Linked DNA regions of Homo sapiens: regions 2, 3, 4, 5 and 6 are each linked to region 1. A link is a contact called in ENCODE Hi-C or POLR2A ChIA-PET data. All regions are on one chromosome and are shown on one strand. The core of a region is the stretch at or near the end of the contact, and the rest is flanking DNA. Distances in the headings are between cores, read along the strand shown. Region 1 holds the start of LARP1 (La ribonucleoprotein 1, translational regulator). Region 2 holds the start of SLU7 (spliceosome associated SLU7). Region 3 holds the start of GRPEL2 (GrpE like 2, mitochondrial). Region 4 holds the start of PWWP2A (PWWP domain containing 2A). Region 5 holds the start of CSNK1A1 (casein kinase 1 alpha 1). Region 6 holds the start of PPARGC1B (PPARG coactivator 1 beta).

Region 1 (3,497 bases), core at 296-2,795:
CTCAGCTTTGCTGGCTGGGGCAGTTCCAAGAGGCTTTTCATTCAGTCTTCTCCTAGATCCAGCAGGTCGTGTGCTCTAATTCTTGTTTTGGAGATGGCCAACATTCCAGGCTGTTATGTTATGTGAGCACGTGGGATCACAGCCAGTCAGAAGCCAGGACTTCTCCAAGTGAAGTCATAAGCACCAAAGGGATCTTGCTAGACACGCAGATTTCTGGGTCCAGTCCCAGACCGAGCCTGATTCCTAATACTTTGGCATCTGCGTTCAAAGAAGTCTTCCCTTATCACCCAAACAAAAGTAGCCCATCTAGTCTAACTGATTACCACAGTTTAACTATTGTCTTCATAGATACTAGACAATAATTTATTACTTGTTTATTGTCTCTTTCCCCACCTTAGAATAAATTCCATGAGGATAGGGACTTTGTTAGCCTAGTTTATACCAAACCCGTTTCCTAGAACCCTGCAAGGCCCCCACAGTACGAGGTCAGTAAGTATTGAATCGAATGTACACTGAAGTTTGAAACTGCTGTCATACACTGCTCCTTCATTTTACAATAGAGAAACTGAGGCCCACGAAGCTGGAAGTCACTGCTGCAGAGATGGTAAGGGGGCAGGGCCAGGATAAAATCTCAGATCTCAGAAGTCCCAATCCAGGGACGGTTCAACTCCGCCCAAAGCAATTCTTTAGAAAAAAAACGACATCCACTTGAAAGAAAAGACATTTCCTGCCCATAAATACAAGGTTTCGCGGCGGGGAGAAGGGCCTGGCCTGGGTGAGGGCTTTAGTAATTCCGTTCCCACTTCCTAGGCGCCGGCTGCCCGCAAGGGCTAAAGACTCGCTTTCCAGGCCCGGAGTTGAACCCATCTCCGGGTAGTGTCGAGGCCAGGCCCAGCGGCGGCGAGGCGCGGAGCACAACCCACTGAGGTGCGGACGGCTCACCCAACCAAGGTCACCCGGGCGGGGACCGAAGGGGCCAGGCCCGCCGGGCACAGGGGAGGGGGCGGCGTTGGCGCGTCCTCGGGGCGGATGAGGGTCCTCCCTTCGGCCTCCTAGAAGTCAGGAATGACACTAATGGCTCCTTCCCCTGAATCTGACACCCAGCCTAAAGAGCACGAGCAGGCCCGGCAGGCCGCGTGGCCGGGTCCCATGTGCTCCACCTGAGGCCGCTCTCACGCGCTGGCCCTTTAAGATACCTCCCCTCCTCGCCCAGCCTTCTCTCCTATCCCCGTCAGCGCCCCCACCGACAACTCCCGAATTGCATCAGGCACGTGCTCGCCCCCGTCCGGTCTGAGCGTCCCTACCCCCAGCCCGGGAGGTGCTCTGAGGAATCGGAGACGAGGGGCGGGGCGAGGGGCAGGACCGCGTAGCCGTGCGCGCGCCGTCCCGCCGCCTCCTGCCCGCCCGTCGCCCAGGGCCCGGCCAGCGGCGCGCCCCCGCTGCGCCGTCCCCTCCCCTCGCCCGCCGCGTCGTGAGGCGCGCGCCCGCCCGCCGCCTGCCGCGGATCGCGTGGTCTGCTTGGCTCGCCGCGCCTCTCCCCCGTCCGTCCATATTGCTGCAGCCCCCGAGCCGGGAAGCCCGGGCCGCCCCGGGGGCGGGGGGGAGGGAGGGACGGGACTAGAAGCCTGCCGGGCTCGGGGTGGGGGCGTCTTGCGAGGAACGGGCGGGGGGGGACGCACGCCTAGGAGGCCTGGACTGCAGAGTGGGGGGCCTTCCTCCCCCCCCGCCCCGCTAGTGGGCCTCGGATTTACGGCGGCTGCATCTAACTGGGAGGGGGCCGCACCTCGCGTGAACCCCGACCCTTCTCTGCAGGGACTGGGGCCCAGCGCCCCGGAGGAAGGCGTCGCGGGCGCTCTGCTAGCCAAGTTCGAGGCGGGGGAGGCAGCCTCGGGCGCGCCCGGCTTCTCCGGGGGGGCGGGCGCGCAGATGGCCACTCAGGTGGAGCCGCTGCTGCCTGGGGGCGCCACGCTCTTGCAGGCCGAAGAGCACGGGGGGCTGGTGAGGAAGAAGCCGCCGCCGGCGCCCGAGGGCAAGGGCGAGCCCGGGCCAAACGACGTCCGCGGGGGGGAGCCGGACGGCAGCGCTCGGAGACCCCGGCCGCCCTGCGCCAAGCCGCACAAGGAGGGCACCGGGCAGCAGGAGCGCGAGAGCCCGCGGCCGCTGCAGCTGCCCGGCGCCGAAGGCCCGGCCATCAGCGACGGGGAGGAGGGCGGCGGCGAGCCAGGCGCTGGCGGAGGAGCTGCCGGAGCCGCGGGCGCGGGGCGCCGGGACTTCGTGGAAGCCCCCCCGCCCAAGGTGAACCCGTGGACTAAGAACGCATTGCCGCCGGTCCTGACCACCGTGAACGGACAGTCCCCCCCAGGTGGGTCTCCCTCCTTGCCCTCCTGGGTCCGGGGGCCTCTTCCGGGGACATGGGAGTCCCCTCCCCCAGCACCTCCAGGGCCCCGGGGTCTGCTACCGGTCATGGTGACTCGGGACTTTTTAAAATTGCCTCCTGGTTGATCCTGGTCGCCGCGCCCTCCCCCCCACCGTACACTCAGGGACCTGCCCCTGCCCGAGGGCCCGGCCTCCGGGAGGCTACGGCCACCGCCTGGGCCGCAGCGGTTAGTGGGCAACGGTGTGGTTCGGGCCTACCTCGTCGGCAGAGGGTGGGCGCTGGTTTCAGTGAAACGATCCCCACCGCATGCTGGTGTAAGAGACGGTTTCTGGTTTGAACCTTCCTCTGGAAGCCCCTCTTCCCACCCCGCCCGGCGCTCCCCGTTTTGGTAGCGTTGCGAGCGTCCCCATGTTGTAAATGTTTAATGAGCATATGTCACGGGCAACCCAGTGCCCGGCGCGGAGTACATGCTGGCCGCACGGATGCGGGGATTAAAAGTTAACAAGTTTTGTTCTCGGGGAGATGAAATTGGGCTTTAGAATCGCCATTTGGAGACGGGTTGAGGGGTCAGTTGTGGGGAGAAGAAACCCATCGTGTCATCGAATTCGGTGGTTTCCCTCCCCGATCCCGGGCACCTTCCGCCTTAAGAAGGAGCCCGATGGCGAGTGTGCTGGGGGAGCCAGTTAGGAGGTTGGCGGAAAATGTGAGGCGGGTGAGGGGCCTGCGGCGACTTGAGGGGCGTGTGGCGGCGGGGGAGGGAGTGGCCGGCCTGGGCGGGCGGGTGACAGTTGGGCGCCATGCGCCGCGCCGGCGGCCCGCGGGCCGCTCGGCCTCGGCGTTCGGTGCGGGCCGCGGCGCTGGGGGTGGCAGGAGGGTGCGGGCCCGCGGCGCGGCCCGAGTGTGCGTGTGCGCGGCGCGGGTGTGTGCGCGTCCCCCCTTCCCAGCATTCCTCTGCAGCCGGGACAACGTGGTGCCTCCCCGCGCGGGGAGCGGCATGTGACTGCCGACCGGCGCTCCGCGAGTCCTCCCTCTCCCTCCTCCGCGTTTTGGTCCTTTTGGACCGTGCCCCTTTCCGGGGGGAGGTAAGGGGTGCAGGAAATCCCAGCAGAGCCGTGTCAGC
Region 2 (3,497 bases), core at 714-3,213, 5.7 Mb after region 1:
AGTAAATTGGCAGGTCTGGGCTATGTCTTCATTGGCAATGTGAAAACAGATTAATACAATGTCCTACTGCCCAAGCTTAAAATCCTCCAATGCAGTACCGTCCAAAAATTCAATACAGCACCATCTAAGAGAAATACAATGCTAGTCCCACATGTAATTTTATGTTTTCCAGTAGTCACATTAAAAAAGTAAAAATAAACAGGTAAAATTACTTTTACAAGATTTTATTTAATGTAATATATCCAACATATTATAATTGCAAATTTGAATTAGAAAAAAAACAACTCTGTCTTTAAAAGTTGATATGGGTTTTACACTTATTTAAACTAATCACATTTCCAGTCTCAATAACCACAAGTGGCTAATAACTATCATAACGAATAGTGACACCTGGGTGCGATGGTTCACACCTGTAATCCCAGCACTTTGGGAGGCCGAGGCGGGCGGATCACCTGAGGTAAGGAGTTTGAGACCAGCCTGGCCAACCTGGCGAAACCCCGTCGCTACTAAGCATATACAAAAAAATCAGCCAGGCGTGGTGGCGTGCACCTGTAATCCTAGCTACTCGGGAGGCTGAGACAGGAGAATCACCTGAACCCAGGAGGCCGATATTGCAGTGAGCTGATATTGCGTCACTGCACTCCAGCCTGGGCGACAGAGCTAGACTACGTCTCAAAAAAAAAAAAAAAAAAATGACGCTCCAAAGGATTTTATCATTCGTACTCTAAAAACTGACATCTTTTTAACACACCTACACGGTCCACCATGGTCTGGCACCTGCCTACCTTCCAGCCTCACCATTACAACTATCCCCGCTTCCTTCTCTACTAACTACATAGACCTTCTTGTAGTTCCTCTAGTTCCTCTAACAAACCGTGCTCCCTGTAGACACTGGGCCTTTACACAAGCTCTTTCCCAGTGGAAAGTGCTCAATGCCTGGGGGTCTACGATGCTTCTCAAAGGTGTTCTCTTCTATGTCTGACCTATAGAAAACCTCCACATATATTTGTGTAACATATAAACTGATGGCCTAAATATACTGCGAAGAGAAGCACAACAACGGTAAATTTAATCTTTATTAAAACAGCTACCATTTCTCGAGCCTACCGTGTATCACCTCATCTAATCTTCACAATAAGCCCAGTAGATAGGTCTGATGAACACCATTTTACAGTGAAGAAACAGGTTCTGAGAGGTAAGATCCTCAGCCAAGAACACATTGTAGTAAGAAATAAGGACTTCAAACACAACTCTGACTCCAAAGTCAGTTCTCTAAACCAGTATGTTATACTTGTCCACAGAACATTGGCTTCTGGGCCTAAAATATTAAAAACTAAAACTGAATAAAGTATTATAGTCACCAAGTTGTACGCACTAGTTTCCGTCGCTGTGGAGGGACCTATTTTCTCCAACTAAAAACAGTAATAGCTCCCACTTACTGAGGGCTTACGTAAGACACTGTTTAGCGCTTTACTTACATAGATGTTTTCATTTATACCCGCATGATACCCCACTGAAGTCGGATCATCTCGACTTAACAGGAAAAACTGAAGCTCAAGTAAATTTTTCTGGCGAGGAAATACAGTCTGTCAATTTGGGTACTGGAAGCAGCTTTCCCTGCTCGCAGTCCGGGGATTGCTCAAGGTCTTCGAGGCACCGCCACAAAGGCGACACTCTCATAGTTATCCCGACTGTTTCCCTGAAGACGCAGGCCTGGCCTGGCAGGGCACGAGTGCCATGAATGGGTCTCAGGACAGTGGCTTTTCGGTCCCCCGTCCTCGCTCCCTCAACACCTGAGGGCTCATCACCCCCGTGAAGATATATCCAATAATTAGGAGCCTTCGACTCATTTTCTCAGGTTCCCCAACTCCCCGTCGCCCGCAAGTTCTAACAATATTTTCTTACCCAGCCCCGCCGCAGCTAGCCCCAAGTCCATCCGACAGAATCCAAGCCAATCTCGTAATGTTTACTTCCGGCTTTTCGCCTAATTCCGGCGGCCACTGCGGTAACTTCCGGATGACCGGCACATGCGCACTAATTTCCTGGCGGGGCCGGGGGCGGAGGGGGGCCCTCCAGTGCTCCTGCGCCGTGGGAAACGCGAGAACTCTAGCTGCTGCGTATCGCGCTATTTACCCGGCTTGTGGGGAGTTTCAAGTTGGGCGGCTACTTTTTGGCTTCTATTTAGGAGCTTTCTTTTAGAATCGGAGAATTTTAGGAAGTTAAAAAAAAAAAAAAAAGACCAGAACAGACAAGAGCTTAAGCCTCACCAGGGGACTATGAAATGAATGGGGAAGTTGGTGACGTATCAGCTTAAAAAAAAAAAAAAAGCAGTTAAACTTGGCACTAATTAGTAGCCAGGCTGTGTAACATGCTGGGGATTTGGTGAACAGTGTCTTCCCTCAGATTTACATCAGAGTGCGAAAGACACCGAAACAACTATTCAGATTTAGCAGCTGTGAAAAGTTGCTATGAAAAGAATACCAGGTGCTGTGAGAACATAAGGCATGTTATCATTAGAAAAAAATACGACAATTTCCATTTTGGAGAAACAGTATCTATGCTATCCCATCCCTTCTTTAAAAGTATACATGTGAAATAAAACACTGGAAAATAAACTAATTTTCGTGGTAGAATTTCTTGTGATTTTTTTTTTTCTTTGTGCTTTCTATTCTGGTTGTTCTCCCCCTCCCCCCCATAACGTGTATCCTTTTTGAATGTAAAAGTAAAAGTAGCTACCATTCCTGCCTCAATAAAATAGCCCAACATAATAGAATCTATTTTTTTCGTATTAAGAATTTGCAATACCTGGAGTTTAGGAACATAAATATTAATTTTGCTTTTACAGGGCAGTAGATGAAGAAACAGTGTCAGAGACTAGCGTGAAAGTGAATAGAGTCTATGAATCACTCAGGCTTTGTTTTTTTCCACTTAAAAATATTCCTGAAATTTGCTTAGGAGTGTTAAGGCCTAATTAGCCAAAACCACCAGGAGAGCGCATCTCGAAGAGGAATCAGAAAGCGCAGGACAAGACAGTTGAATCTTTTCTAAGACTTGAGGTCCCTCTGGAGGGTTCTGAGGAAGGTCTAGGAAAGCCGGGATTGGTTCTGGATGGGTTGCTGTTTGTAAAGAAGGATTGGGAGAAACTGATTAGGGACTAAGTGCTGTTATGAGTGAGGGTGGTTTAGCAATTGAGTATTTCCAGTAATAGGAATAGCAAAGCTGGTCTGAGGGCATCATTAGTAAGAAAACAGTGGTTATTCAGAGAGGGTGGTTATGGTTTACAGCTGCTGCATGACCTTAGGAGAAACAATGCTTTCTGTTGGTGAAAAAAAGAAGACATCCTAAGACAAACCTTGCACCTCAAAACCTCTGTAGATAGAGAATCCCCACTTGGAAGCTATAGGTGTTGTGCAGATTTAGTCTTAAAAATTAACACTTTGAGTGCTGATAATATAATATGATGATGTAAAATTTAGGAGATACAGGAGGAAATAAAG
Region 3 (3,497 bases), core at 998-3,497, 5.4 Mb before region 1:
GACCCAAATAACTACAGTACAAATAACCCATGTTATGACAAGATTCAGAGTGCTCAAGGAACACTTCCCATTCCCTTAAAAAAAAAAATTAAGGGACTATCCAGTAACTAAGCTGGCAACTCCAAGTGCCCTGGACCCCAGTCACCAATCCATCCTCTCAGTCTGTCAGCTTTCCATCCTAAATCTCTAAAATTCATCCATATCTTCCTATCTTCACTGACACTATCCAACTTAATTAAGTCATTCAACAAATACTTGAGTACCTACTATACTAGATGTCAGAAATCAGTGGTGAACAAGACAGACACCTCATGAAGCTCACATTCTAGTTGGAGGAAAAAACCTTAACAAGGAAGCAAAAGAAATAAAATACTAAGAAACTAAAAGGGTGCTGGACACAGTTACTTTACAGTGGTTAGGAAGGTCTCTCTCTGTTCTTCCAGGACAGAATATAGCCCCATCTTGCCTGGGCTACTGCAACATATTGCCTTCCCTACCTCTTTTCTTACACCTTGCAATCTGCTTCACACAGCAGTCAAAGTGACTCTTTAAACATGAAAGCCTTTGTCACATGTTCCCTGTCAATCTAAAATAATTTAAAAGGTCAGAATCTAGTTTAAAGAGAGTTTATTCAAGCACAAAGGTTGAGGATGGCCTGCCCAGGAAGCACAGAATGGAAAAATATGTCTGTCTTAAAAAAGATGGAAGTCAGTGTTCCAAAGTGTGAAAGGTTGGGTTCAGTGAGGTTTAACAGAATTTCAACATCTTTCTATGCAAGGCTTAATGCACAGTTACAATGATCTGAGTAGTTAAGGTGGTCTTTTTCCTTCAAGAAAGGTACATTTAACATCACATCCTGCAGATGTAACTGTCATGGGGTCAGTTCAGTTCAGGGCACCATCTAGTCTGAGTTAGGTGCAGGACAATAAAGGAGGCTGTCTATTACAAACATCAGTAATTGAGAGGGAAGAAATCTGGTCTCTGCTCTTTCCTAGTCATTACAGAACAAGAACAATGAGGAAGAGAATTAAGCTATAATTCTAAGAAGCAGAACTACAAAACATGCTACATGGACTCAGACCACAGCCACATCTCTCTCAAAGCTTCAAGTATTTGGGAGGTTCCAACAGCTTTTAGGTTTTATTTATTTTCACATTCCATTGCAATCAGAATCAGACTAAATTGCATTCAGCAAAAAAGTTTTTTGAAGCCGGGGGCGGTGGCTCATGCCTGTAATCCCAGCACTTTGGAAGGCTGAGGAAGGCAGATCACCTGAGGTCAGGAGTTCAAGCCCAGCCTAACCAACATGGTGAAACCCTGTCTCTACTAAAAATACAAAAATTAGCCGGGTGTAGTGGGCGCCTGTAATCCCAGCTACTGAGGAGGCTGAGGCAGGAGAATCACTTGAACCTGGGAGGCAGAGGTTGCAGTGAGCCGAGATCGTGCCACTGCACTCCAGCCTGGGTGACAGAGTGAGACTCCATCTCAAAAAAAATAATTTTGAACACCTACATTAGGGCACTGCTCAATGGGAATGAATAGACAATATCTCTGCCTTAAAAGAGCTTATATTTTAGTGAGAGGAAATGAGAAAATACACACTATTTAAAAAAACAATTCAGTCGATAAGAAGGGCATTAGAGAAAAAGACTGGGAGGAGTGATGGGCAATGGTTCAGGCTGCGATGTTTTAAACCGCTCACGTGATCTAGCCCTTCCTAACCACCAGTCCTGTTGCCCTCCCGCCTCAGTATATTTCAGTCCCTTACATGCAATACTCTTCTCTCTTTATTAGGCTTCTGCAGATGTTTCCCTCTGCCTGAACCCTTTCTTCAGCTCAGCTCAAATACCCCCTTCCTCTGGGAAAACTTTCCACAAGGCTAGATTTCTATTCTAGGCTTCCGCGACACCTGCCCCTCACCTTCAAACACCGCTCATATTCTGACTTTACATCCCGCTTGTATCTGTTTATCGCTCATAATATCAAGTAAGCTCCATGCGGGCACAGCTATGATCTGCTTTCTTTGCTGCCGACCCTGCGCCCAGCACGGAGACTGTAGTTACTACTAGGACCTCGCCTACCCGCGGAACACACTGAGAGCCGGAAGTGTTGCCTTAGCTCCGGACGACCGGATGGGGAACGGCGCGGCCCATCGGGCAACCGGAAGCATAGCGTTCCTGTCCGGAAGTCCTGAGAGGGAAACGCCCGCAAAGGCTGGTTTTTAAGCGGGAGCATCTCTTCACTCGCAGCAAGTGCGCGTGCGCTGCCTCTCAGCCCAAATTGGAAACATGGCCGTACGGTCGCTGTGGGCGGGCCGGCTGCGGGTGCAGCGCCTACTGGCCTGGAGTGCCGCGTGGGAGAGCAAGTAAGCATTGCAGGCGGGGAGTCGGGAGCGTGAGGACTCTGAGGGGCTAGCGAGCCAGCCGGGGTGGTTGTGGGCTGGAAGGCGAGAGCTATCTGAGCGTAGGCCAGGGGACCAAGCTTCTCGGCCTCTACGACCGTGCACTCACGGCCCCATTTTACAGACGGGGAAACTGAGGCCATCAGCCGTGCCTCTTTCTTAGGCCGAGGAAGGTAAGGAGATCCGAGGTCATGCATGGCCTGGAAGGTGAGAAGTCTCTTAAGCCCCCAAGGGAGGGATGTACCACTCTCCCGGCCTCTTCTCCCAGCCTGTGGTACCTGTGGGTAAATTTGGGTTCTCTCCCCTCACTCCGTGTGACCTAAGGCCAGTCCTTTCTCCGTTATCCGGGCACTGTTGTACCTGTCAGTAAAAGGAGGCCGCTGAACTTGTTTCTCCAAACGGCCATTGCATCAGCCTTCGGAAGACAAGTTCCATCGGCAGCTTTTATTGGTCGCTTACGAGGCCGACTGCAGAATTATGGGTGGTTCTTTTTATTATTACCCATTTAGTAGTTAAGGAAAGTGAGGTTTAGAAAAGTTGAGTAACTTCCAAACTTAAATATTTGGGAAGTGGTGGAACCCGGGCTGGAAACCAGTCAGGGCGTTGGAATCGGCGCTCTTATTTAATGAGCGATGTTAATTAATTTTCTCAGAGACTGTTGCCCCTACACTGTTTCTTCCTGGGATAGAGAATAAAAATAGTTGAGTACGAGGTAGGGTTGGACCTCTGAATAGTAAAGTAAGCTACGGGAGAATCTGGTAAATGTGCTTAACTACATATGTCACCCTTTTTACCTTAACACACCTGACCCAACATCCTACCCTAGCACCTAAGTGAGAGGTTGCATTCAGGGTTTCGGGACTTGGTTTTGCTTACCGTTCTCAAGTCTTTTTGGCAGCTTGTTGGTGATGTAAGGAAATGACCAGAAGAAAAATGGTTCCTTCTGGTAAGCTGTCTCCCTACTCCAGTTCTGAAGCAGTAGGAATTGAGATTGGCCACAACTCCCCAACCCTATTTCTTGGTCTAAGCTTTGGCCATTTTCCCTTTGAACTGGCCCTGAGAATTTTTTTTTTTTTTTTTTTTTTTTTTTTTTTTT
Region 4 (3,497 bases), core at 660-3,159, 5.4 Mb after region 1:
CAGCTACTTGGGAGGCTGAGGCGGGAGAATCGCTTGAACCCAGGAGGCGGAGGTTGCAGTGAGACGATATGGCGCCACTGCACTCCAGCCTGGGTGACAGAGTGAGACTCCGTCTCAAAAAAAAAAAAAAAGATATTTGAGATTAAATAATACAGAATAACTGCTCTCATCTTTCCCCTCAAACACCATACTTCAATATGAAATTTTAAATGGCTTTTTTCCCCAAATGGGAAAGAAGGATTCCTGGGTCTTGATGGGAGAGCAAGCAAGTTTAAGAGTAAAACATACTAATAAGCCATTGCAAACAGGTGAGATACGATCAGAGCGTGTGCTGTTGCAGGAAACAGAATGGAAAGCCGTGAATGGGAGTCTCTGCACTTCATATCTGCAAAAGAAGAGAATAAAAAGGTTAACTCCAGACTTAGAACAGGTTCTCTTCCCCTGTTGAAAGCAGAGCCCAAAAACATTTTAAATCAAAAAATGAAAATGTGGTTAAGCCAAATTTGTAGATGAACTCAACCTTCTTGTCCTTAATACATAAACTGAATCCCAGGTGTTAGAAGTTACTTGAACATTTTTATGCTACACCACCTTGACATTAAAGGATTTTTTAAAAATCTCCAATCTCTTCTTTAAACTTTTCTTAAACTATCATTAAAATTAGCAAAATATGCTTCTCTGTTGAATGGTTAACCTAACGGGAATGACTTCTAACCGTAAGAATTACAGTTAAAAGGTTCATTTTAACAAATGCTCTTCCCCCTGTAAGGAGTGACAGGTAACCTTTTGGGAACCCCAATGTACACACCCCTTTCTCCAATCCCGCTAAAGTTAAACGTTAGAGGACAGACAAGTGCCTCCTCGCAAGCAATGCCCCCCGCCCCCCCGTCCCCCCGTCCAACACTCCGTTCTCTGCAAAAATCCATCTGCATCTTGCATTAACCCACCCGCCCAGTGACGGTGACTCCAGGCCAAGTCGCAGAAGAAGACCAGGCGTGAGGGGTGAGACCTGTGAGCCCATCTGCACCTGCACCCTCCCACCTGGTGGCACACCTGCCCCGCAGGCGCCCACCTGGGGCCGGGACCGCCCTCTCCCGGTCTCGCGCGCCTGCCCCACTCGGAGCGCGCGCCACGCGCCGCGCAGGACCAGAGGGCGGGGCCCCGGGCAGCGGGGAAGCGAGGGCTCGGGGAGAGGGGGCCGCCCGGGCTCACTCCCTCCCTGGGGACCCAGCGGACCGGAGGGTGCTGGGGGCGGGCGCGGTACCTTTTGGACAGATCCATGAGGACCCCGGAGAAGAGCTTCTCCCCGAAGCGGAACGACACGACAAGCGCGTCCTCAATGATGTGGTCCAGCGTGACCCGCACCTCCGAGCCCGGGATCAGTTGCGACACCGTGGAGTCCCCGCCCGCCGGCGGCACGAGCGCCGGGGCTACGGGCTGAGGCAGCGGCGGCTCCTCGCGCTCCTCGGGAGCCGGGGGCTGCTCCGGCGGCGATGCAGGAGAAGGTGGAAGTTCCGGCCCTCCCTGAGGCGCGGCTGCCGCCGACTCCGCCACCCGAACGGACAGTTTCTCCTCAGCCTCCAGCTCCGGCCCCACCGCCTCTGGGCTGCGGGCGAGCTCCCCCGGCGGCGGCGGTGGCGGCGGGAGCGGCGGCTCGTCGGCCTGAGGAGCGGATTGCTGCCCGTCAGTCTCGCCATCCGGCACAGACGCTTCAGTGGCCGTGACCGGGAGGGGGTCAGTGCCGGCCTCACTGCCGGGGATGGGCTCCATCTCCGGCTCGGCCTCGCCGGCGCCCCCCTCCCCGGGGGACGCTGCAGTCGCTGCCGCCTCTGCAGCCACGGCCGCCATTTTCTTCCTAGCTTCTCCCTCCTCCAACTCCGGCTGCAGCGGCGGCGGCGACAGCGCTGCTTGGTTCCCTGGGCCTTCCCCTCCCTCCCGCGAACACTTTCGTCCCGCCCTTTCCCTGATGCTCGTTTCTGGCACCTCGCCATTGGTTGCATTCTACACCCCTCCCGCACTTTTGATATTCCATTGGCCAGGGATGGACGTCTATCATCTAGTCAGTCCATCCTTCCCACGCAGAGTAGGAACTTCTCATTGGCCAGATGTGTTGTCAAGTGTGGAATCTGAGTGGAGGAATAGGGGGCGGAATCAAAGGGGGCGGGGGAAGTCACAAAAGAGGAGCCATATACTCATCGCCTCTTGCTATTGGCTGGAAGAGGAAATAAAGTTTTATGGTTGGCCTACGCTCCTGCCCATTATCAGCCAGGTCTTTGGAGGTGGGAGAAAGGATGGAATCATGTGGCGTGCCACTTCTTTCAAAGGCGGCCGAGGGGAGGAGTAACAAGGGAATGCGGGAGGGGAACCGCTTCCCAAGAATCTCTGCGCAGAGATCCTTAGAATAAATGTTATTTCTAGGCGCGGACTTCTTGCGGCCGCGTGTGGGCACGACAGGCTTCTTTGGGAAAGACAACTAAAGTTTGAAATACAATCCTACAGACACTTTTTGAGTGCCTACTATGCTAGTCACTGCACTAGGTGCTGGGGAATGGAATGTTCAAGACGTTCTCCATAACCTCATAGCAGCGGGCTCCAGCGGCCATGAGGAGTACGAGGAGTATTTTCCTTGACTTCTAGGAGTATGATGAGTATTTTCCTTGACTTCTCTCCACTTCCTAGGAACAAAGCACCTATTTATTAATATTTCAGAAATAGGAAAATGCTCATGAAAGAAGAGAGACACCATCCTCACTGGATTAAACTGATGACTGTTCCAGGAAGGAGTCTTGAGACATTGCTGGACTGATATGTGAACACTGCTTGTTCTCTCCAAATCCACTTGCAAAGTGGACGCACCTGGTCCCTGCTAAAGCCTTTTTCTTTCCTGGCTTCTCCAATGCCACGAGAACAAAAGATCTCTCACTTCAGTGTCCTGACGCCCCTACTTCTCTTACTTCCACATCAAGTCTTTTCGTTTGTCATCTCTGGAAGAATCTACTGAACCTATTTCTCTCAAATGGCACCACAGAGTCAGCCTTTTTTCTGGGAGAATGCCTGCAGGAGAGAGGGTAGAAAAACTGCTAGCAATGAAAGTAAAAAAAATAAAGTCCTGAAGAATAATTACAGCTAGTGTCTTTTGAGTACCATGTACCAGGCACTAATACAAACACTATAGCATATCATCTCAATCCTTAAAATTTTGAGGCACAAAGAGGGTGCCCAAGGTTACTCGGCTGGTAAATTGCATAGTCAGAATTTCAGTTTTACATGGAAAAGACTGAAAATAGCAATAAACAAATATCACCATATGCTCTGCCTATTTCAAACCAAGTGGCTCGTGGGGAAAGGCCAGTAGAAGATCCCAATCAGGGAAGTTTCAGAATATCATTTAAAAATACAGAAAGAAACAAATGTACTTAGTGTTCATTTTGTACCAGAGATTTTCCCAAAACTCTCACTTAAAATCCTGTGACTTAAATCTTCTCCCTTTTTTACAG
Region 5 (3,497 bases), core at 288-2,787, 5.2 Mb before region 1:
CTGAAATTTACTCAGTAATTGAGATGACTGACTTACAGGAAACCACCAGCTATAGGGAACCCAGGTAACTAAAACACCAAGACCCGGATTCAGCTGGTCTCATTACCTGCCTCTACCCACTTCCCCATTCCGTGCTTCCCTCAGCGGATCGCCTATATGCACCGGGTTCTTACCGTATGTGGGGGATGCCAACCCCACCTTGAAGAATCTTATAGAGCTTGCTCTCGTACAGCAACTGGGGATGCCTGGCCTTCTGAGATTCTAGCTTCACTGCCACTTCCTGCAGGGGAAAGAGGGGATGATGGCATCAACATCCCTACGGATTCAATGTCACTTAGGAAAGGAGGGAGACATTAGCAAAACTCCAAGTCGCGACTACAAGAAGAAGTGAAAAGCTGGAAAGAGAAAGCTCTCGGTAATTATAAAACGAGGCAACCAGCCTCAAAGGCCTCTTCAGGGGGTAGTGACGAAATCCGTACGTCCTCTAAAGTGCAGGAAAATGATTCATCCAGAAAAAAGAGGCAACCTCTGAACGTAGTGAGAGGTTTTTAAGGAACTAGGCGATCGGAAACTGTTCTAATTGGAACAAGAGGCCCAGTAGAATTAAGAATTAAAAAAAAAAAAACATGGGAATCACTGAAAGAGGATTTTGCCGTTTCCACCTTAAAAGACGGTTAAAAAAAAAAAAAGCTCGACTAAGGGACATTTATGGGACGTGTTTAACAAGGTGGGAAACTAGTTCCCCCAACCTTTCTATCGGGTTCTTGACCCTTTTAGGGAGACAGCGGACGAGGTTCGTAAGCCAGGAAAACTAGCTCCCTGGACTCCCTGGCGAGTGCGTGCGATGAGGAGAGGCCCGAGCACTTTGGGGGTGCACGGTGGTGGTGGGGGGAATGAGTAAAAGCGCAGCGTTATCGTGAACCCCACCCCAGATGATTACCTCGCCGTTGGTGATGTTGATCGCCAAATAGATGTCCCCGAAGGAGCCAGACCCGATCTTCCGTACCAGTTTATATTTCCCTCCGACAATGAATTCAGCCTTGGAGCCGCTGCTACTCGCCATCCTGAGAGACGAAGATGGAGGCTGGGGCCAAGCCCCGACACCTCTGGGAAGAGGACGGAGGCCTCGGGGCTCCTACACTAGGCAAGGCTACGGAGGAGGGCGGCAGGAAACGGAACACGGAGGCCTTTACCGGGGTTCGGGGCCCAGAATCAGCAGAGGGGAACCTGATCACCGCCGCTCAGTCAGGTTTCTTTTTGCCAGGCCGCAGTTTGTGAAGGGCTTCTCGGCGGTTACCAGGCTGGGCCACTTGTTTCTCGGCGGCCGCCGCTGCCTCGCTTGCGCGGCGACGTCGCGGGCTGGAAAAGGGGCGCGGTGAGCTAGGGCGGCGATACCGCTGCCACCACTGCCGCCGGCTCCGGCCCAGAGGGACCCCTGTCACTCCGCGGACGACGCCATCTTGTTACTCCAGCTCCAGCCAACACAAAATGCCCCCAGTCCCCGGGAGCCGCTTCTTCACGGCGCAGAGCACTCTGGGAAAGGGATCTCGGGCGCTCGCTCCGAAGGATCGGCAGCGAGAGGGCGGAACCGGATCCGTGAGAGTCGCGGCCCACGCTCCGAGCGTCACCCTGTCACCGCCCAGCTGCGCATGAGCGCTGCAACTCCTGCTGACTGCGCAGGCGTGCCGCGGCCTGTCCTCACCCCCGTCCCGGGCTCTCTTCCACTTCCGGTCGGCGGCGGCTCAGCAGGTGTTACCTGTTACTCGCCTCGGACCCGCCGGGTCTCTGGAAGGCTGAGTGGCCCCCCGGCCTTGATATTGGGAGGAGTCACCTTCATGTTTCGTGGCAGATGAAAGCTTAAGGCCTCCTTAGGAGTTGGGTATTGACCTGTGCTCTTTGAGGCGGTTTTTAACCTTTGATCTTTCTTCTGGCCGTTCCCCCGGACCGGCCTATTCCAACCCAGTTTCTGTTTGGAAAGAGGCTGTCGCCTCTGGTGGAGAGGAAGAGAAAAGCAGCCAGCGTCGAGGAATCTCTCAGGGCTCTCGGTTGTAGCAGAGCCTAGCTAATTACCCTTCATAATTAGAATTGTCCTATCTACTACGGAGTGTTATAGACCCTCTTTCCACAGGAGGGGAAGAAAGAAAGAAGCCGGAATCCCCCTGCCATCCTATGTCTTTGCATTATTGCCTCACTACCACATATGATCTTCAGAAGAAAACCTGGTATGTTGCTCATAATGAAGATTAAGGATAGATGGAATCAACAGAAAATTAATTTAACAAGAGTGAAAAAACTGTTATGTCCCCTCAACCCCACCAAAAAAAAAAAAAAAAAAAAAAAAAAGAATCGTATGTTGGTCTTGTTGAAAACCTCAGTATTAACCTGAACAGAGTAGAGGTAACTATTACAAAATTTAATTGACAACATTTAAAACTACACGGTAATTTTTTTCTTTTTTACAAAAAATCGATCAGAGAATCAAATTTTGACCACGTTTTGTTTTACAAAATTTGACCTGGGAAAATTGGGCTTAGTAATAATAATGTTCACGAAAGAAAACTCCATGGTTGATGCTATCATCTTAAGTCAGACCTCAGTCGTAAAAATTTAAGCTAAGCCTATCCTAAATAAAATTTAATTAAAATAGAAATGGGGGGCGGGCGCAGTGGCTCACGCCTGTAATCCCAGCACTTCGGGAGGCCGGGGCGGGCAGATCACTTGAGGTCAGTTGTTCGAGACCAGCCTGGCCAACATGATGAAACCCCGTATCTACTAAAAATACAAAAATTAGCCGGGTGTGATGGCGCACACTTGTAACCCCAGCTATTCGGGAGTCTGAGAATCGCTTGAACCCGGGAGGCGGAGGTTGCGGTGAGACTAGATCACGCCACTGTACTCCAGCCTGGGCAACAGAGAGACCCTGTCTCAAAAAAAAAATAATTAATTAAATAGAAATGGGAGAAAAATGTGAAGAATTTTAACTGCAACTTTGAAAGGTGGTCAAGTAATTAGTAATAGGGTTCATCTCGGAAGACAACTGAAGAGAGAGGGGAGGAGACTTCCCCTGAAGTTTAGCATGAAGTTTTTAAAGCCCAACCAACACTCAGGGTGCCCAACTCCCAAATCAGCACTGTTAGACATCATTCTCCTTTGGTGACTCTAAAGCATGTTTTGACTAAGTTAAAATCTGCTGTTAAATTCTGATATAAAATGCAGCCGGGCATGGTGGGCTCACACCTGTAATCCCAGCACTTTGGGAGGCCGAGGCGGCTGGATCACCTGAGGTCGGGAGTTCGAGACCATTCTGGCCAACGTGGTGAAACCCTGTCTCTACTAAAAATACAAAACTTAGCTGGGCATGGTAGCATGTGCCTTGTAGCTCCAGCTACTAGGGAGGCTGAGGCAGGAGAATCGCTTGAACCTGGGAGGCAGAGGTTACAGTGAGCCGAGATCGTGCCACTGCACTCCAGCCTGGAGACAGAGCGAGACTCCACTCC
Region 6 (3,497 bases), core at 331-2,830, 5.0 Mb before region 1:
GTCTGAGTTCTGGTTCTGGCTCAGGCAGTCACTCCATGTACACATTGACAGTCAGTTTCCTTATCTGTATAATGTGTGGTGGTGGTGGTGGCAGAGAATCAAAATTCTCCAGCTTTTTCAGTTAACACATCATCTATTAAGTGCCTACTATGTGCCAGAAACGGCAGATACAGCAAGTGCAAAAGCAGATTTAGGCCCTGCTTTCATGGTGTTAGAGTCTTGTAAGGAGAGATACAAAGATTAAGTCTTCATTGCAACAAATGTAAAACGGCAACTGTGACCAGCTTTTAGAGAAAAAAGGCCTGCTGGTGGAGCTAAGGGAGCCCATGATGGTGGAGGTGGAAGGAGAGGAAATGGCTTGACAGTCCAAGGGGTAATAGGGAAAGATGCCCCGAAGAGATTACTAGGTGAGTGGCAAGCCCGTTGTGAGCGGGCCTGCGGAGGCTGGCAGGAGCCCAGCCCCTTCATGCATTGTGGGCATTGGTAAGAGAACTCATTGGAGTTTTTTGGGGGAAGGGTGCTGGGGACGATGGCAGAGAGAGATATATGATCAGGTTTAGCACAGAATATAGGCAAACGCACCCTTCAAGTAAAAGATAAAAATGCCTCCTCCTCCAAGGAGACTTCCTTGATTTCTTTGCTTTTGATCTATGGTATTTCTCCCTCCTTCTCTGGCCTTGTAGCCTGGGTAGAGAAACAGTCCTCCAGGGGAGTAAGACCTAAGCTTTCCCTTCCTGCAACTGATGTGCGCTGTAGCTTTGAACGAGGTCCTAGGTATATACATACATACATACATACATACATACATACATACATATATATATACATACATATATATACACATACATATATATACATACATATATATACACATACATACATACATATATACACATACATACATACATACATATATATACACATACATACATATATATATATATATATATATATTTTTTTTTTTTTTTTTTTTTCAGGAGGGATATGAAGAGTGACTTACAGGCGCCCGCCACCATGCCTGGCTAATTTTTTTTGTATTTTCAGTAGAGACGGGGTTTCACCATGTTGGCCAGGCTGGTCTCAAACTCCTGACCTCAGGTGATCCACCCGCCTCGGCCTCCCAAAGTGCTGGGATTACAGGCGTGAGCCACTGCGCCCGGCCTTCGAACGAGGTCCTATTCCTTCTCGAGCCTCAGTTTCCCCAGCTGTGCAGAAGAAGCAGGTTGTCTCGCAGGACCCGCCCAGCGCTAACGCAACGTGATTCGCTCTGGCAGGAGCCGGGGGCTGCCCGCATTGCTGCGCAGGCATCGGGCTGCTGGCTGGGGCACCGCCACCTGGCTGCCTGCGCTTTACCCCTTGCTGAGGGCTGCGTGAGCTGGTCGCGGCGCCAGACACGGCGCAGGAAAGTGGGTGAGCGACCCCCGGCTCCCGCGGGCGCCGCGCGGCCCCGCCCCCGCAGCTAGCGGCCCTGCGGCAGCCGGGGGCTCGAGCTCCGCCCTCCGCCTCCCGCCGGCCTCACTCCCTCCTCCCTCCTCCCTTGCTCGCTCGCTGGCTCCCTCCCCCCGGGCCGGCTCGGCGTTGACTCCGCCGCACGCTGCAGCCGCGGCTGGAAGATGGCGGGGAACGACTGCGGCGCGCTGCTGGACGAAGAGCTCTCCTCCTTCTTCCTCAACTATCTCGCTGACACGCAGGTACGGCCGGCTGGGGCTGCGGGCCCGGGGCCAGGGGTGCTGAGCTGCGGGGGCCGCAGCTGCAGCCGCGGAGGCCGGGAGGCAGCGGTGGGAGCCCTGGGGTAACTGGGGGTTCCAGGCTGCAGAGCCCCCCTTCCAGGCGCCCTGCGATGCGCTCCGTTACCGGGGCAGGGAGCCGGAGGTCTCCCGGCGCGTGCCGGAGCGCTGGGGGCGCTACGGCCGCTGGGGAGGGTCTAGCCTTGGCCGCTTGGAGTCTGCCACCCCGCGGGCAAAACTGGGGGGTACCGCGCTTCCTTTGGGAGGTGGAGGCGCGCCACGGTGTGGGGTACCCTCAGGCTGGCGCTGGGTGCTGGAGGCGCGCCGTCAGCGCCCGGCACTTGCTGCCGTACTTTCACGTGGACTTGTGGCCCCGGCACGGGTGCATGCCCGGGTCTCCGGAGTCCCCTAGTCCTCCAGGCTGTAGTCCCCAGAGTGCTGTTGCTGGCCCCCCGCGGCTTTCTACCCGCGCCCGCAGCGCGGAGTTTCCTGCCAGTTGCCGGCTAAAGGCATAAGGGTCTGCGGGGCACGTGGACATGCGGGCGGAGACAGCGTCTTCCTGGTTTCGCTATCGGGCGGAGCCCCCTGGGGGGAAAAGCCAGGCTGGATGGGGGCGGAAGGACTGTCTGGGGGCGCCTGGGTCCCCCTGCGGTGCGCGGCCCCGGTGCGCGCTCCACGATGCAGGGGGAAGGGAAGGCGAGGCGGAGTCCCAGGCACTGGCTGAGCCCGGGAGCCCCACTGGCGACACGCGCGTGACAGGAGAGGGTGCTCTGGTGTGCCGGGGCGCGGGGGAGCGAGGAAGCTGGTGGCTTGGAGACTGGGAGAGGGGTGCTGCTGGGACAAGCAGCCACCAAAAATGTCAGCACGAGGCGTGCGCGGCCCCCACCCCTTCCCCCATTTTCCCCACCCAATGCCTGTTGCAAGCATAAAGTTTGGCTCCAGAGTTAGGGCTTTTTCTCTGGGCGCCCGGCTGCGGGTCATTGGGAAGCTGAGGATGCGGCGGAACCTCGGAGGAGCCCCGGGTGCTGGCACACGCCTGGGCACGGAGAGGGGCGGCCGGGCGGAACCGGGCGCGGCTCGCGGGGGCTGGTTTGGTACCTGGAGTGGGAGCGCCGGTGCCGGCCCGTTTTGCATAACAGTGGAAGGGAGGGGGAAGGCGGAGATTGGGGGAGGGAGGTGGGAGGAGAGAGAGGGAAACTTTGCTTCTTGTTATAATCTGCCTGTCTTTGGGCGGCAGCAGCTGTCATGGGACCGGGTGGGCGGGGAGAGGCTTGCAAGCTGACTCCTTGCGGTGAAACGCGACTTGGAAGGGACGCCGCAGCCGAGACGTTCAGCTCCGGGCAGCGACTTCGGGCTGGCGGCTGGGACGGCGTGGCGTGGCAGGGTGTCGCCGAGAGGAAGCCCGCCACGCGGGAGGCAGGCCGCCCCTGGCCCGCTGCAGACGCCGCTGCGTAGGGGAGCCGCGGGGCCGCGTGGTCGGTGGCGGGCGCGCTCGGGTGGGTTCGCGGCAGAGGCCGGAGGGGCTAGTGGCGTGTGATTGCGCTTCTCGAGATCGAGGGGAATGTGTGATGAGCGGGTTGCGCGCGCGGGTGTGTGTGTGTGTGTGTGTGTGTGTGTGTGTGCACACGCCGCGCGCGCCGGGCGCGTACCTTTACCTCTGACGAAACTGCGGTGGAGCTCCCGCCGTCGTCGCCGGGCTCCGTCACACGCCCCGCGCCGGTGTCTGCGCCGAAGGCAGGTCCCAGCCTCAGTACCCCCAGAGCCGACAGC

The links. Hi-C counts contacts between places; a loop is a spot of excess contacts on that map. ChIA-PET counts read pairs that join two places held with the same protein, here RNA polymerase II (POLR2A). Pooled maps may share reads with other maps.
Region 2: a map of CD8-positive, alpha-beta T cell shows a loop between it and region 1 (13-fold over the local background). The contact joins the promoter of SLU7 here to the promoter of LARP1 in region 1. A Hi-C loop is called at or near these places in 3 of 168 maps with a recorded cell type or tissue (CD8-positive, alpha-beta T cell and naive thymus-derived CD4-positive, alpha-beta T cell) and 10 of 50 pooled maps. POLR2A ChIA-PET finds 5 or more read pairs at or near these places in 2 of 52 experiments (activated CD8-positive, alpha-beta memory T cell and naive thymus-derived CD8-positive, alpha-beta T cell).
Region 3: a map of CD8-positive, alpha-beta T cell shows a loop between it and region 1 (22-fold over the local background). The contact joins the promoter of GRPEL2 here to the promoter of LARP1 in region 1. A Hi-C loop is called at or near these places in 1 of 168 maps with a recorded cell type or tissue (CD8-positive, alpha-beta T cell), 1 of 37 single-sample maps with no recorded cell type and 11 of 50 pooled maps.
Region 4: a map of naive thymus-derived CD4-positive, alpha-beta T cell shows a loop between it and region 1 (9-fold over the local background). The contact joins the promoter of PWWP2A here to the promoter of LARP1 in region 1. A Hi-C loop is called at or near these places in 2 of 168 maps with a recorded cell type or tissue (endothelial cell of umbilical vein and naive thymus-derived CD4-positive, alpha-beta T cell) and 12 of 50 pooled maps.
Region 5: a map of CD8-positive, alpha-beta T cell shows a loop between it and region 1 (11-fold over the local background). The contact joins the promoter of CSNK1A1 here to the promoter of LARP1 in region 1. A Hi-C loop is called at or near these places in 2 of 168 maps with a recorded cell type or tissue (CD8-positive, alpha-beta T cell and naive thymus-derived CD4-positive, alpha-beta T cell), 1 of 37 single-sample maps with no recorded cell type and 6 of 50 pooled maps.
Region 6: a loop to region 1 is called in a pooled map, with 26 times the contacts of the local background. The contact joins the promoter of PPARGC1B here to the promoter of LARP1 in region 1. A Hi-C loop is called at or near these places in 2 of 37 single-sample maps with no recorded cell type and 7 of 50 pooled maps.

The regions. Positions count from the first base shown.
Region 1 is chr5:154,753,832-154,757,328 of GRCh38, forward strand. LARP1 (La ribonucleoprotein 1, translational regulator) reads left to right here and starts at 1,546. Exons shown (of 19, transcript NM_033551.3): 1 at 1,546-2,362. The coding sequence starts at 1,927. LOC112267936 (a long non-coding RNA gene) reads right to left here and starts at 1,189. Exons shown (of 2, transcript XR_002956231.2): 1 at 1-1,189. RefSeq lists silencers at 924-1,073, 1,324-1,663, 1,704-2,113, 2,154-2,233, 2,514-2,623.
Region 2 is chr5:160,417,118-160,420,614 of GRCh38, forward strand. It overlaps SLU7 (spliceosome associated SLU7), which reads right to left and starts at 1,964. Exons shown (of 16, transcript NM_006425.5): 1 at 1,906-1,964. RefSeq lists enhancers at 1,676-1,725, 2,176-2,295, 2,306-2,375.
Region 3 is chr5:149,343,252-149,346,748 of GRCh38, forward strand. GRPEL2 (GrpE like 2, mitochondrial) reads left to right here and starts at 2,248. Exons shown (of 4, transcript NM_152407.4): 1 at 2,248-2,365. The coding sequence starts at 2,289. AFAP1L1 (actin filament associated protein 1 like 1) reads left to right here. Exons shown (of 19, transcript NM_152406.4): 19 at 1-386. RefSeq lists enhancers at 1,931-2,556, 2,557-3,180.
Region 4 is chr5:160,117,541-160,121,037 of GRCh38, forward strand. PWWP2A (PWWP domain containing 2A) reads right to left here and starts at 1,910. Exons shown (of 2, transcript NM_001130864.2): 1 at 1,265-1,910. The coding sequence starts at 1,848. RefSeq lists silencers at 906-1,325, 1,446-1,625, 1,726-1,825, 1,986-2,035 and an enhancer at 1,462-1,961.
Region 5 is chr5:149,549,902-149,553,398 of GRCh38, forward strand. It overlaps CSNK1A1 (casein kinase 1 alpha 1), which reads right to left and starts at 1,538. Exons shown (of 10, transcript NM_001892.6): 1 at 941-1,538; 2 at 174-280. The coding sequence starts at 1,063. It also overlaps a transcript of ARHGEF37 not described here. RefSeq lists enhancers at 1-799, 1,046-1,105, 1,236-1,295, 1,326-1,995, 1,695-2,488 and 2 more.
Region 6 is chr5:149,728,730-149,732,226 of GRCh38, forward strand. PPARGC1B (PPARG coactivator 1 beta) reads left to right here and starts at 1,581. Exons shown (of 12, transcript NM_133263.4): 1 at 1,581-1,691. The coding sequence starts at 1,614. RefSeq lists enhancers at 1,180-1,830, 2,069-2,188, 2,199-2,248 and silencers at 1,239-1,918, 2,719-2,818, 2,829-2,878, 2,899-2,988, 3,019-3,248.